Regions from separate parts of the Mus musculus genome. Here region 1 is linked to region 2. The links are chromatin contacts, found by Hi-C or POLR2A ChIA-PET in ENCODE. All regions are on one chromosome and are shown on one strand. Each heading gives the region's core, a stretch centred on a gene start or an enhancer-like site at or near the end of the contact. The rest is flanking DNA. Distances are from core to core; before and after follow the strand shown. Region 1 overlaps Nudcd3 (NudC domain containing 3). Region 2 overlaps Camk2b (calcium/calmodulin-dependent protein kinase II, beta).

Region 1 (6,002 bases), core at 830-3,329, 100 kb before region 2:
TGGGGCTTTCTCTGTGACTTTCTGCTGGATATTTGTAAGCCTCCGACTTGATGGCAGTATTTTCCTGTTATTATTTGGTCTTTTACTTGGAAGCCTCTCTCTGCTCTGCCCAAGACTCTATTGGGAACTCCAGGTGGCTGCCTTTAATTTCTGCTAGGTGTCTGAGTTCCCAGCTAATTTCTGCTGAGTGTTTGAGAATCTGATTTGATGGTGTTTTTCTGTTTTGTCTACCTACCTACCTACCTATCTATCTATCCATTTCTTTCACTTTTCCTTTACTTGGACTTGCTGTAAACTTAATAAATACATTATCCAAACCTAAACTATTCCTATTGCTAAGAATAGTCCATTTTCTGAAACATCTGAAAAGGAGCCCAGAACAGACTCTTCTTCCTTTGTAAAATGTGTTTTTATTTTATGTGTGTGTGCGTTTTGCCTGCAAGTGTGTCTGCTACTGGCATGCCTGATGCCTGTGGAGGTAAAAGAAGTTGTCAGATTCTTTGGACCTAGAGTGATGGATAGTTTTGGGTGCTGGGAATTGAATGCAGGTCCTCTAGAAGGGAAGGGCACAACGCAGGGTTAGAGCCTGGCAGGCCGAGAGTGTGAAGCTCCAGAACAGGACAGTGAATGAGCCATTTTTCTAACCATGGCTGTTTTATAAAGGGTCAGCAATAAAGAATCCAGAAGAAAAGTGACTGCATCTCCACCAGTTGGGAAGGACTTAGGTAAATCCTAGGTTGAAACTGAGCACTGCCAGGGAGGAGCTGACAAGAGAAGGAAGGATCCTTTATAGAAGGAGAATGGGAAATGAGGACTCTAATAACTAACTGAATATCTTTAATACCTCGCTGAAGTCACAGCTCAGAAAGATGTTGAGGAAAGAGAGGGGGGTGGGGAACAAAGTTGTAGAGAATGGCTACCTTCTGCTTAATACCTGTGGCATGTCCATCCACAGATGTGCCCCACATATGCACATAAGTATTGTGTGTGTGTGCATACACTTTGTCTCAGCCTATTCAGGCTGGTATAACAAAATGCCATAGACTGGTTGGTTTATAACAAGAATCTGTTTCTGAGTTTCAGATGCTAGAAGTTTACTGTCCAGTCATTGGTAGGTTCAGTGTTTGATGTGCATGCTCCTCACACACAATTTTTTCTATGTCTTCACATGGTGAAAAAGTAAAGGGTCCCTTTAAGGGCCTTTTAATAAGGACATTAGTCATCTCATCACATCCCTTTCACCAGCCTTTCTAAACCCCTCTTTCTGAAGCTGTCATGGTGACTGGACACATGAAGTTTGGAAGGACATAGATTTTTCAGACCATAGCACATACATGTTCTCTCTTCTGATGACCAAATGGACAGTACAGCCATAGGAGTGTGGTGAGGTCTGATTCATCATATCTGGGTTGACTGAGACTGGCAAGGATGGTGGACATTGTCACCCAAGCATAGGGTCAGTGAACTTTGATCACATTATGCAGGATCACGGTAATTGTTTATAGGGTGGACAGTATTAATCTCAAGAGGAGCAAAGAATGGCTCTGCCTACTTAGGGAGAGGGATGGCCTAGCAGCTCCGAGCTCCACTTCTGCTCTGTTGTGACCTTGGGAAGCCAGTCCCCCAGCTCCCTCCCATCATGTAGCAAATGCCTCCAGTATTCATCCTTTCTTGGGAAAGAAATGAGGGCAGTGCATATAACCCATTGAGTTTGGGATCCTATCTTGCACAGAAACCCCTGGGTTAAGGGTTTAGTCTCCTTTACTTACTTACTAGTAGAATATGTTCTACGAGCTGCTCTAAACCCCAGCTTGTCTGAACCTTTGTCTGTTTGTCTGTTTGTTTCTAGACAAACTGGAGGAGAAGCTTGAGGTTAGTTCAGTGACAGCTCAGCCCCTAGCATTGGAAAGCGGCAAACAGAAGGACAGAGGTCCTTTTGGTTTAAGAGATGGCTTCAAGCTGACAAAGTAGGTTGGGCTCCTGGCCAGGCTTGCTCCTATTCCCTGAGACAGTGATAGTTCCTCGTGACATTACCAGCCACACTCATTCACTGCAGGTGGTTCTAGTTTCCTGGCTTGCCCCACTTTGTGGTGCCTAGGCCTGTGGGAACTGTTTAGCAGTCAAAACTGTTGTGTCTACAAGGAGAGTTAGAGCTTGTGGTCCACAATGCCCAGCAGGATTCGGAGGCTGTGTTCTCTCTTTGTCAAGAGCTTTCTTGTCCCGTGCTCATCAGGAACAGAGTGGGAGCTCAGTGAGACTTGCTTGCTGACTCACTGGCTCACTCCCACCCTGATGCTGGAGCTCTGCTGCTCATCCCCCCCACCCCCCACCTCCTGCTGCAGGCCCACAGCTGCAGGGGTGGCCTTGGATTTGCTGGGTGGGGCTCAGAGCCACCTGCACTTGACAGGACACATTTTTACATACTGTTGGCTGGAAATAATCAACTTTATTTAAAGAGAATGTGGATTCAGAGTGCTATAAAAAGCAACCAGCAACCTGCTAGGGCTGTTTTAGGAGCAATTTTCCTGCCTGCTGAGAGGCCCATGCTAGGGGACTTGGGGGTCTATGCTGGAAGGACATAGTAGAAAGATAGACTAGCAGGTCCCAGGCAATAAATAGCCCCTAATGGGCATGCAGAGCTCGAGAACCTGGTAAGGGGTCAGGCAGAGAGACTTGCAGCCTTTGTCCTGAGGAATTGAGTTCATATGCCATACTGATCTTTGCATGAGGAGCCGATATGTATGTAAGAGCCGCTATCCAAGGCCTTTTTCCTATTACAGGCTTCTTTGTTCTTAGTCTCTGATCTCTTAGTCAAGTGCTAGGGCTATTTTGGTTTTAATTTCATGTGGGAAGGTATGTATATTTTCATATTCTTTTAAAAATATTTATTTTATGTGCACTAGTGTTTTGCCTTTGTAAAGGCACCATGTACTGCAGTGGTCAGAAGAGCAAGTTGGATTCCATAGAACTGGAGTCACAGGTGGCTATGAACCACGATATGGTACCAGCTCTCTCTTGTCTTCATAGTTTTGTCTATTTTAACATGGTAATATTGATAGGGTTCTCAGTGGAGAGGGATCTCTTTCTCCCTACTTACCAACTGTAGAGGTAGCCACTGTTACCCTGTTGTTGTTGCTGTTTTAATTTTCATAGATACCACTCCATATTCATGTGTGCCCATGACCAGTGTGAGCCTTGTACTACCAATGGGTTTCCCATGGGAGGGCCCAGTGGAAGATTGGTGGCTGGCCGGCCTGCACCGTTGGCTGCACTTGTTTCTTTGTACTCCATTTCAGGGCACTTTAGGGACTGGAACCCCGGGGCCACAGGTACATTGTCACTCCTGTCTGTGTTTGTATAAGTAGTTGCTATTCTCTTGGCTGAAATGTTTGCATATTGTAGGGAATTTGGATATTACCTAAGGAAGCAAAGAGGTCAGATCCTCTCTTACCACAAAAATCAAACCTGCTTATGCATGTATGCTCATTTCCTCTTCATAAAAACCGAGGCAATACCATATATAGAAGTTATATATCCCTTTCAACCTCTTCGGTTTTTTGTTGTTGCTGTGTTGAAAGGTTTTTCCATACCACTAGTCTAATTGAAATACTTGACTGTTCTATGTTTTCCTTGTTTTGGTGCCTTTCTCTTGCTGTCTTTTGTCAAGTCATCAGGCCAGGCGTCCTCTGTGGCTTTCAGTGCCTGTGTTCCCTGTGCTGCACAGTGCCTCCCCTCAGGTACTCGCCCAGTTTGTGTCCATGCTGATTGCTCACTGCCTGATCTTCTCAGTATTGAGTGCTGAGGTTTTAAATTGCCTCTGATGGAAGCGAATTTCTTAGCCATCTTGCTTGTGCAGTCACATCAAAGCTTAAACAACAGATACCTGAGATGAGGTGTGGGCTGGCTCTCACTCCTGAAGCTATATGGAAGAAGGATCCTTCTGGCCCACAGTTCTTGTTCCATCATTCTGATCTCTGCCTGTTCTCATTGTCGCCTTTACATCCTTTTCCTAGATAAGTGTGTGTTCAAAGTTTCCACTTGAAGATCAATGGTCATAGTGGGTGAGGGCCCACCTTAATTGACCTGATTATAACTGACTCAAGGATATAATTTGGTAGAACACAAATTACCTTCAGCAGCCTTCTCTTATCCAGCCCTCAGATTTCAGGCCATGTTGGAGGCCCAGTCTCTTAAATATAGGACACAAAAGTACACATACCATGGGTAAAAGTATTCTTTTTTAATTCTTTTTTTTTTTTAAGATTTTATTTATTATTATATGTAAGCACACTGTAGCTGTCTTCAGACACTCCAGAAGAAGGCGTCAGATCTCACTACGGATGGTTGTGAGCCACCATGTGGTTGCTGGGATTTGAACTCAGGACCTTCGGAAGAGCAGTCAGTGCTCTTAACCGCTTAGCCATCACACCAGCCCCAGTATTCTTTTTTAAAAGTGATTTTAAAAATTTTTATGTTATGTGCATTGGTGTTTGCCTGCATATATATATCTGTGTGAGGGTGTTGAATCCCTTGGAACTGTTGTTATAAGCAGTTGTGAGCTGCCATGTTGATGCTGGGAATTGAACCCAGGACCTCTGGAAAAGCAGCCAGTGCTCTTTAACCACTGAGCCATGTCTCCAGCCCCAAGACATCCTTAAAACTTGAGTGAGAAAACAGTGTCCTCTTTATTCACCCTTATCCAATCTTGGTCTTGTTTCTGTGTCAAAGCAATTGTAGGCCCTTGCAACTTAGTGCTTTCTGGAATGGGCAGAAGCAGTCATACTTTACAGTGTGTGGAACTCCCTGCCTGCTCAGGCTGTCTGCTGCTGTGTGAGCAGACATGGAAGATGACTGCTGAGCCACACCTACTTGAGAATATTCTGCTACCTTCTCTATACAAAGGCTTTTATATGTGAATTAGATCCTCAACTCACTTAGTGACTTGTGAGTCTAAACTCATCTTTAAGGCATTTATATGATTGAACATAGCTAAATTTTATGCCAGATTTTGTATTTTATCTTCAACATCTGCTTCCTGGCTAGGCCCTTTTGTACCTGTGTACTAGCTAGTTTTATGTCAACTTGACACAGGCTGGAGTTATCACAGAGAAAGGAGCTTCAGTTGGGGAAATGCCTCCATGAGATCCAACTGTAAGGCATTTTCTCAATTAGTGATCAAGGGGGAAAGGCCCCTTGTGGATGGTGCCATCTCTGGGCTGGTAGTCTTGGTTCTATAAGAGAGCAGGCTGAGCAAGCCAGGGGAAGCAAGCCAGTAAAGAACATCCCTCCATGGCCTCTGCATCAGCTCCTGCTTTCTGACCTGCTTGAATTCCAGTCCTGACTTCCTTGGTGATGAACAGCAGTGTGGAAGTGTAAGCTGAATAAATCCTTTCCTCCCCAACTTGCTTCTTGGTCATGATGTTTGTGCAGGAATAGAAGCCCTGACTAAGACAACCTGTGCTAGTTTTGCAATGGAGATAAGTAATAGGATTTGGTTGACTAGGTTTTTTTAAGGCCATCTCATTAAATGCATTGCTTACCTCTTACTAATGATGTGCAGTTTTAATGCAGTCCTTGTGGCTTTGATTTACTTACTAGGGGGAAAGAGAGGCTTAGTGTTGGGTTAGGATTAAGTCAAACAGCTGCAGGATGGAGGGTTTTTTGTTTTGTTTTATTTTGTTTTTGTTTTTTTGTTTTTTTGCCTATTTGTAAAGGACAAGTTCTGCTTAGCAGTTCATCAGACATACCCAGTGCTCATGAGCCAGGGATCTTCTTAACCAACCTCTTTGTTTACTTAACAGGCCTGGTTCTGAACTGACAACAAGCAGAACTGTGATTTCCTGGAGACCATGTATGAGTGTCACAAAGGAAATTGCCCCCAAAGAGACTTTAGCAGAGGTAGAAAGCAAGCTATCCTGTGTGTGTGTGATTTCCTCAGGACATAACACTAGCACCGTGAAGCTGCTCTGCATTTCTCTGGTGCATCTCAATGTTCTTGTTCT
Region 2 (5,582 bases), core at 1,369-3,868:
CCCATGTATACCCTCATCATAGTAGCCCCCAGGAACTGAGGGAGAGCATCCTTCACCCAAAAGTCCTGCCCAGATCCATGACATTGATGCCTTTCCCTCCCCTCAATTCCTCTGCAGGCCCAGGTTCATTTTCTCTTTATCTAACTTATCTTTGCCAGTGGCAGACATGATGGACACCTACCTTGTTGGGAGGATCTCTGACTCTATCTCTGTGGCAAGATGTCCTTCAAGGTGCTAGGTCTGGGGAGGGGCAAGGGCTGTGTCCACTTCAAGGGCCTATGCACAAAACTTATCCCAGCCCCGCAACTGGCTTTTAGTTCACTATTTACTGCCTGGAACCATGATAGATTTCTGCCCCACACCACACCCCTTGAATCTTTAGCATTTTCACCAGAGGTTAAGGTTTGATTGGTCACACGAATCACAGGGACTCTTTTTAGACACACACACTTTAAGAGCTGGGGAATGTAGCTCAATGGTAGAGCAAATTTTTCGATATGTGAGGTCTTGGATTTCTCTTTTTTCATTTTCATTTTATTTTATGTGTATGTGTTTTGACTGCATGTGTGCCTGTGCACCATTTGTGTACAGTGCCCATAGGGGTCAGAAGAAGACATTGGATCCCCCAAAAGTGGAGTTACAGATGGTTGCGAGGGGAATCAAAGCCGGGTCCTCTGGAAGAGCAGCCAGTGCTCTTAACCAGTGAGCCACCTCTCCAGTGCTCTTTCATTATTTTTTAAAGATCCCCAGAGACACAGCCACATACACCACTGGAACTTTCTTCCTTGTGGTAGAATACATGTAACACTTAGCATCTCCATCGCTCACGGATGCAGTTGAGTGGCATCAGCAATGCTTCACTGCTGTAGACAATCACTGTTTACAGTGTTTGCCCAATCCCCATCATCCACCATCCCGGCAACCACTCTTCTACCTTCTGCCTCTGGCGTCACTCTCCTGAGGGCTTTGTAGAGACAAAACTATTCTGCATGCCATCTAATCCACACAGTGTCTGCCAGGGGCACTCCTGTGGGAGTGTGGGTAGGAACCACCTTCCTAAATCTATTCCATTGCCTGGCTGGACACACTTTAGGTTCATCCTTTAGTGGACTCTTGGGTTTCATCCACCATGTGAATTATACAAATTTGGATGTCACTGTGTAGAGGACATTTTTATGGACATGTTAGGTGCCCTTCTGCTGGACACAAGTTAGGAGCTGCTGGTCTGTTTGGCCTTGGACTGCCTTGCATCTGTGGGTTTCAGTCTCCAACCTATAAACCATGAGTGTCCCTAAGACCCTCTGTTGTTTATATGGAAACCCACTTTTTGCACATGAGACTTGTTGCTGAGTCCTTGCAGGATGGGCTGGTGCCTGGCAAGTGAGGTGAACACAGATCTGGGTGCAGTGTAGAGTCCTTAAGAACAGAGCAAGATGGGTGAAATCAGATTGACTGGCGGTGTAAGAGATCCCCAGTGCCAAGAAACTCTAACCTATAAATGCCTTGTAGGATAAAGTTGCTGCAGCCTCTGATCTGGGAAGCTGCGTGTTCTAAGTGTAGCTACTGCTTGGTGTCCAGCGTTCTTGAGATACCCTCTCCAGACCAGGAATGTCATGTCTCCTTGCCTGTCCTCCATGAGCTAATGTGGCCTTGGCTGTCACTCTGTTCAAAGGTAATTTCAGACCCTCTGGGGTTTGATGCAATTCTTGTCTCGTCTCTCTGCATGGTGACTTCCCCGCTGTCCCTTCCCTGGGCACAGTGACCAACAGCCTCTGCCAGGAGGATGTGACCGGCTCTGGAGTGATACCTTTGAAGGGGTGGCCTGATGGCTGTCAGTGGCCTTCTGTGGGAGCCACCGCTGGGCCGACGTTCTGTCAACTCACGATTTGGGACAGTTTCTTCCTCATTGGCACACATTCACATGCTCCTGTCCCACAGATGTCTCAATGTCACAGGCTGCTATCCAAGGTGACCCCTTCCTGCTAGCATGCTATAAGGCCACAGACAGGAGTCTGAGGTTGTCAAGCTGAGGCAGGGAGTCGCTGTACAGTATGATGTGTCAATGCGTCGCCATCCCTGTCTATGCTCTTACCCTGGGGTTAGATGGCGCCTCTGTATTTGGAGATATCTTGTGTTCCTTTAGGGCCTTTTATATATTGTGTGGTGGAGCCAGAACTCAAACATCCAGGACAGGCCGTGAGGGTGCTCCACAGCTCCCAGATCCTTAGACTGTCTTAGCACAGTGGTTTTGAAGTTGACCCTGCCAGGCCAGTAGCGCCTCGACCCAAGAGCCCTCCTTCAGCTAGCCATTCTGCTCAGAAGAAGACCCCACCTGGTTGTAGTCAGACCTTTCTTTCTGAGTTGCTATGGTACCTGCCTGCTCTTTGGGATGGCACCTGGTGTTAAGATAGCACTTTGAGGACTTTGTGGTTGTAGTGAGTGCCTGGCATGCAAAGCAGACAGAGTTCTGGGCAGAGGACACAAGCTGCCCTCTGCAGAGAACCATCAATAGTCCAGTGCCCTCTGTGCCTGCTGCACCTTTCTGGCCCTGCCCAGCCTGGCAGACAACAAGGACAGACCAGCATGGACAGATGCCTGGGGAGAGATGCCCAATCAGTCCCCGGATTCACAGCAGGGGGTGTTGAGAGATTGGACCAGCGCTGCATGGTCAGGCCTGTTGCTAGGCAAAGTGCCTTCTGGAGGCATAGTGTAGACAGTCTGGGTGCCGGTGGTCACCTGTGTTTTCCACACACAGGGGCCATGCCTGGGGCCCCTCCCAACCTTTTCATTGTAGTCTCCCTCTCACCTTCGTCCTCTCTTAAAAAATGGGGTGACCTTGTCTGGCTCCCAGGCATCCCAACAAAGGGGTTACAACTGGAGAGTCCTGAAGGTAAGCACCGCGGAGCCTAAGGATGTGGAGAATCACCAGCAGCCCTGGCAGGGCAGGGGCAGTTAGTGAGGACAGGAGCTGTGTGCGTGTGTGTGTGTGTGTGTGTGTGTGTGTGTGTGTGTGTGTGTGTGCGTGCGTGTGTGTCTGCCATCTGTAAGGTCAGACTCAGGGAGGCACAGGCCCTGTGACAATTAAGTGCCAGTATCCCCTAACAGGTAGAGGCTGCTGCACATTTGCACTCTTGGGACATAGAGAAGATGTAGTTTTGTCCTCAGAGTGCCCACCCTAATGTTTTGGGGACAGTGCTCTGAGCCATCTTTCTCAAGTACTTTCTATGTCACTGAGACCATGGCAGATTCACATAGCATCAAAGCTGAAGGTGCTGAAGAGGTGACTTCCCTCACATAAAGAGCACCTATTGGCCAATAAGAAAAGAGCCAGAACCCCAACTGATACATAGATAAAGGGGCAGAGTACAAAAAACAAACAAAGGTTGTGTTTGTAAAACAAAGAAAGGAAACAAGAACAGGCTTCTGTCTTTTAGGTTCTTGATAGCCTGCATGCTGATAAGCCATCTCACCCAGGCTAGGGCCCAGGCTCAGGCTCAGGCCCAGGCCCAGGCCCAGGCTCAGGCTCAGGCTCAGGCTCAGGCTCAGGCTCAGGCTCAGGCTCAGGCCCAGGCTCAGACCTAGGCTCAGTCTCAGCTCTCCTGTGGATGGGGACCAGGGCCCAGGCTGCATGCCTGTAAGCACTAAGCCTGGAGGTTGGTCAGCCTTGGATGTGCCTAAAGGCCTCTTGATGTGGGCAGTTAAGGAATGTCAGAGATGTGGCTGAGCCTGGGGGCCTGTCCCTAGAGCTGAAAGCCAGCCAGTGTGATTCCACCACTGAGTCCCAACAGTCCCTTCTGCTCTCCCTTTCTCCCGGATCCTCCCCTCCCCTCTTCCTCCTGCTGCCACCTCCCCTGCCTGCACTCTCCTTCTGCAGAGGAGGATGCTTGTGGTAGGGGGTCATAGTCAAGATCTCCCCCAAGTGCTGACACTGCAAGGCACATATTGTCATACTGTGTCCCCAGCACCCTGAAGTATCTTCTCCTGATGCTCTGAGGGCCCTTGTCACTCAAGTGTGGGTGTTTCCCTGCGTGGCCAGTGCACCAGTGTGGTTTGATGTCTGGTGCGTCTCTGCATTGGGTTTTCAAAATCCTTCTCTGTCTTGGCATTGTTTCTTTATAATTTCATCTGGAGGCGGATTTTTACTATGTAGCCCAGGCTGGCCTCAAACTCAGAATCTTCCCAGCTTCTCCCAATGTCACTTCCATCCCAGGGAAGAAAATGGAAAGGGTTTTGTTGTTGTTGTTGTTGTTGTTGGTGCTTTGCTTTGTTTTATTAAATGAGCCTCATTTTAGAGTAGTTTTATGCTTACAGGCACGGGGCTCCCATCTGTCCCTTCTCCACCCCTGTCTTACTAACTTTTCTCTCTGCGGTGTCCACACACTGACAAGAAACTTACGGAAGGAAGCGTTTATTTTGGTTCCCAGTTTAAGAAAAAAGCTTACTGTGCCGGGAAGGCAGGCCAGCAGGAGCGGAGGCAGCTGGTCACATCGCATCCACAGTCAGGAAACAGAGCAAACCACTGCAAGTCCCATGCCCTGAAGTCGCACTGCCAGCTCATAAAGCCACTACTTGGGGACCAAGTGGTCCAACACACAAGCCTGCGAGGATATCCCACTCTAACCACAACACACACAAGCCTATGAGGGTATCCTACACTCTAACCACAACACACACAAGTCTAGGACGGTATTCCACACTCTAACTACAACACACACAAACCTAAGAGGGTATCCTACAGTCTAACCACAACACACACAAGTCTAGGACGGTATTCCACACTCTAACTACAACACACACAAACCTAAGAGGGTATCCTACAGTCTAACCACAACACACACAAGTCTAGGACGGTATTCCACACTCTAACCACAACACTCACAAACCTAAGAGGGTATCCTACAGTCTAACCACAACACACACAAGTCTAGGACGGTATTCCACACTCTAACCACAACACTCACAAACCTAAGAGGGTATCCTACAGTCTAACCACAACACACACAAGTCTAGGACGGTATTCCACACTCTAACCACAACACTCACAAACCTAAGAGGGTATCCTACACTCTAACCACAACACTCACAAGCTTAGGAGTATATCCCACACTCTAACAATAACACCTACCCACCCTGTATTCTTCTAACATTTTCTCTGTTTTTATTTTATGTGTATTCATGTTTTGCTGTATACTTGTAAGCACCACATGTGACCAGTGCCCGAGGAAGCCAGAAGAGGACATCGACTTCACCAGAGTAGGAGTTAGGGTAGGTTGCAAACCCCTGGATGTGGGTGCTGGGAACCAGATTTTAGTCCCATGTAAGAACAGGATGTGCTTAGCTGCTGAGCCACATGTTCTGCCCCTGATATGTCATTTTTAACCAAAGTTCACAGTTGACATTAGAGGTCACCTTGTGCGTTCTTTGATTATGGACAAATGTGTAATGACACATATCCACCATTGCCATACAATGTAGTGTCACTGCTCTGAGTGTCCTCTGGGCTCTCCTTAGACATCCCTCCCCCAAACCTTGGACACCTTGTTTACCATCCCAGTATCATTTGCAGCAGTTGGGGCACGGGA

The links. Hi-C counts contacts between places; a loop is a spot of excess contacts on that map. ChIA-PET counts read pairs that join two places held with the same protein, here RNA polymerase II (POLR2A).
Region 1: a map of regulatory T cell shows a loop between it and region 2 (2.1-fold over the local background). The contact joins two enhancer-like sites. A Hi-C loop is called at or near these places in 1 of 37 maps with a recorded cell type or tissue (regulatory T cell). POLR2A ChIA-PET finds 5 or more read pairs at or near these places in 1 of 5 experiments (embryonic stem cell).

What each region holds. Positions count from the first base shown.
Region 1 is chr11:6,150,635-6,156,636 of GRCm38, reverse strand. The region is part of intron 2 of Nudcd3 (NudC domain containing 3); the gene reads left to right. Among named protein-coding and RNA genes, the nearest start is that of Nudcd3, 47 kb to the left of the region's middle. Within about 2 kb of position 2,079, at least 1 of the 3 ENCODE cell types and tissues checked has a DNase peak (open chromatin) inside an H3K27ac peak, as active enhancers do.
Region 2 is chr11:6,047,302-6,052,883 of GRCm38, reverse strand. The region is part of intron 1 of Camk2b (calcium/calmodulin-dependent protein kinase II, beta); the gene reads left to right. Among named protein-coding and RNA genes, the nearest start is that of Camk2b, 16 kb to the left of the region's middle. Within about 2 kb of position 2,618, at least 1 of the 3 ENCODE cell types and tissues checked has a DNase peak (open chromatin) inside an H3K27ac peak, as active enhancers do.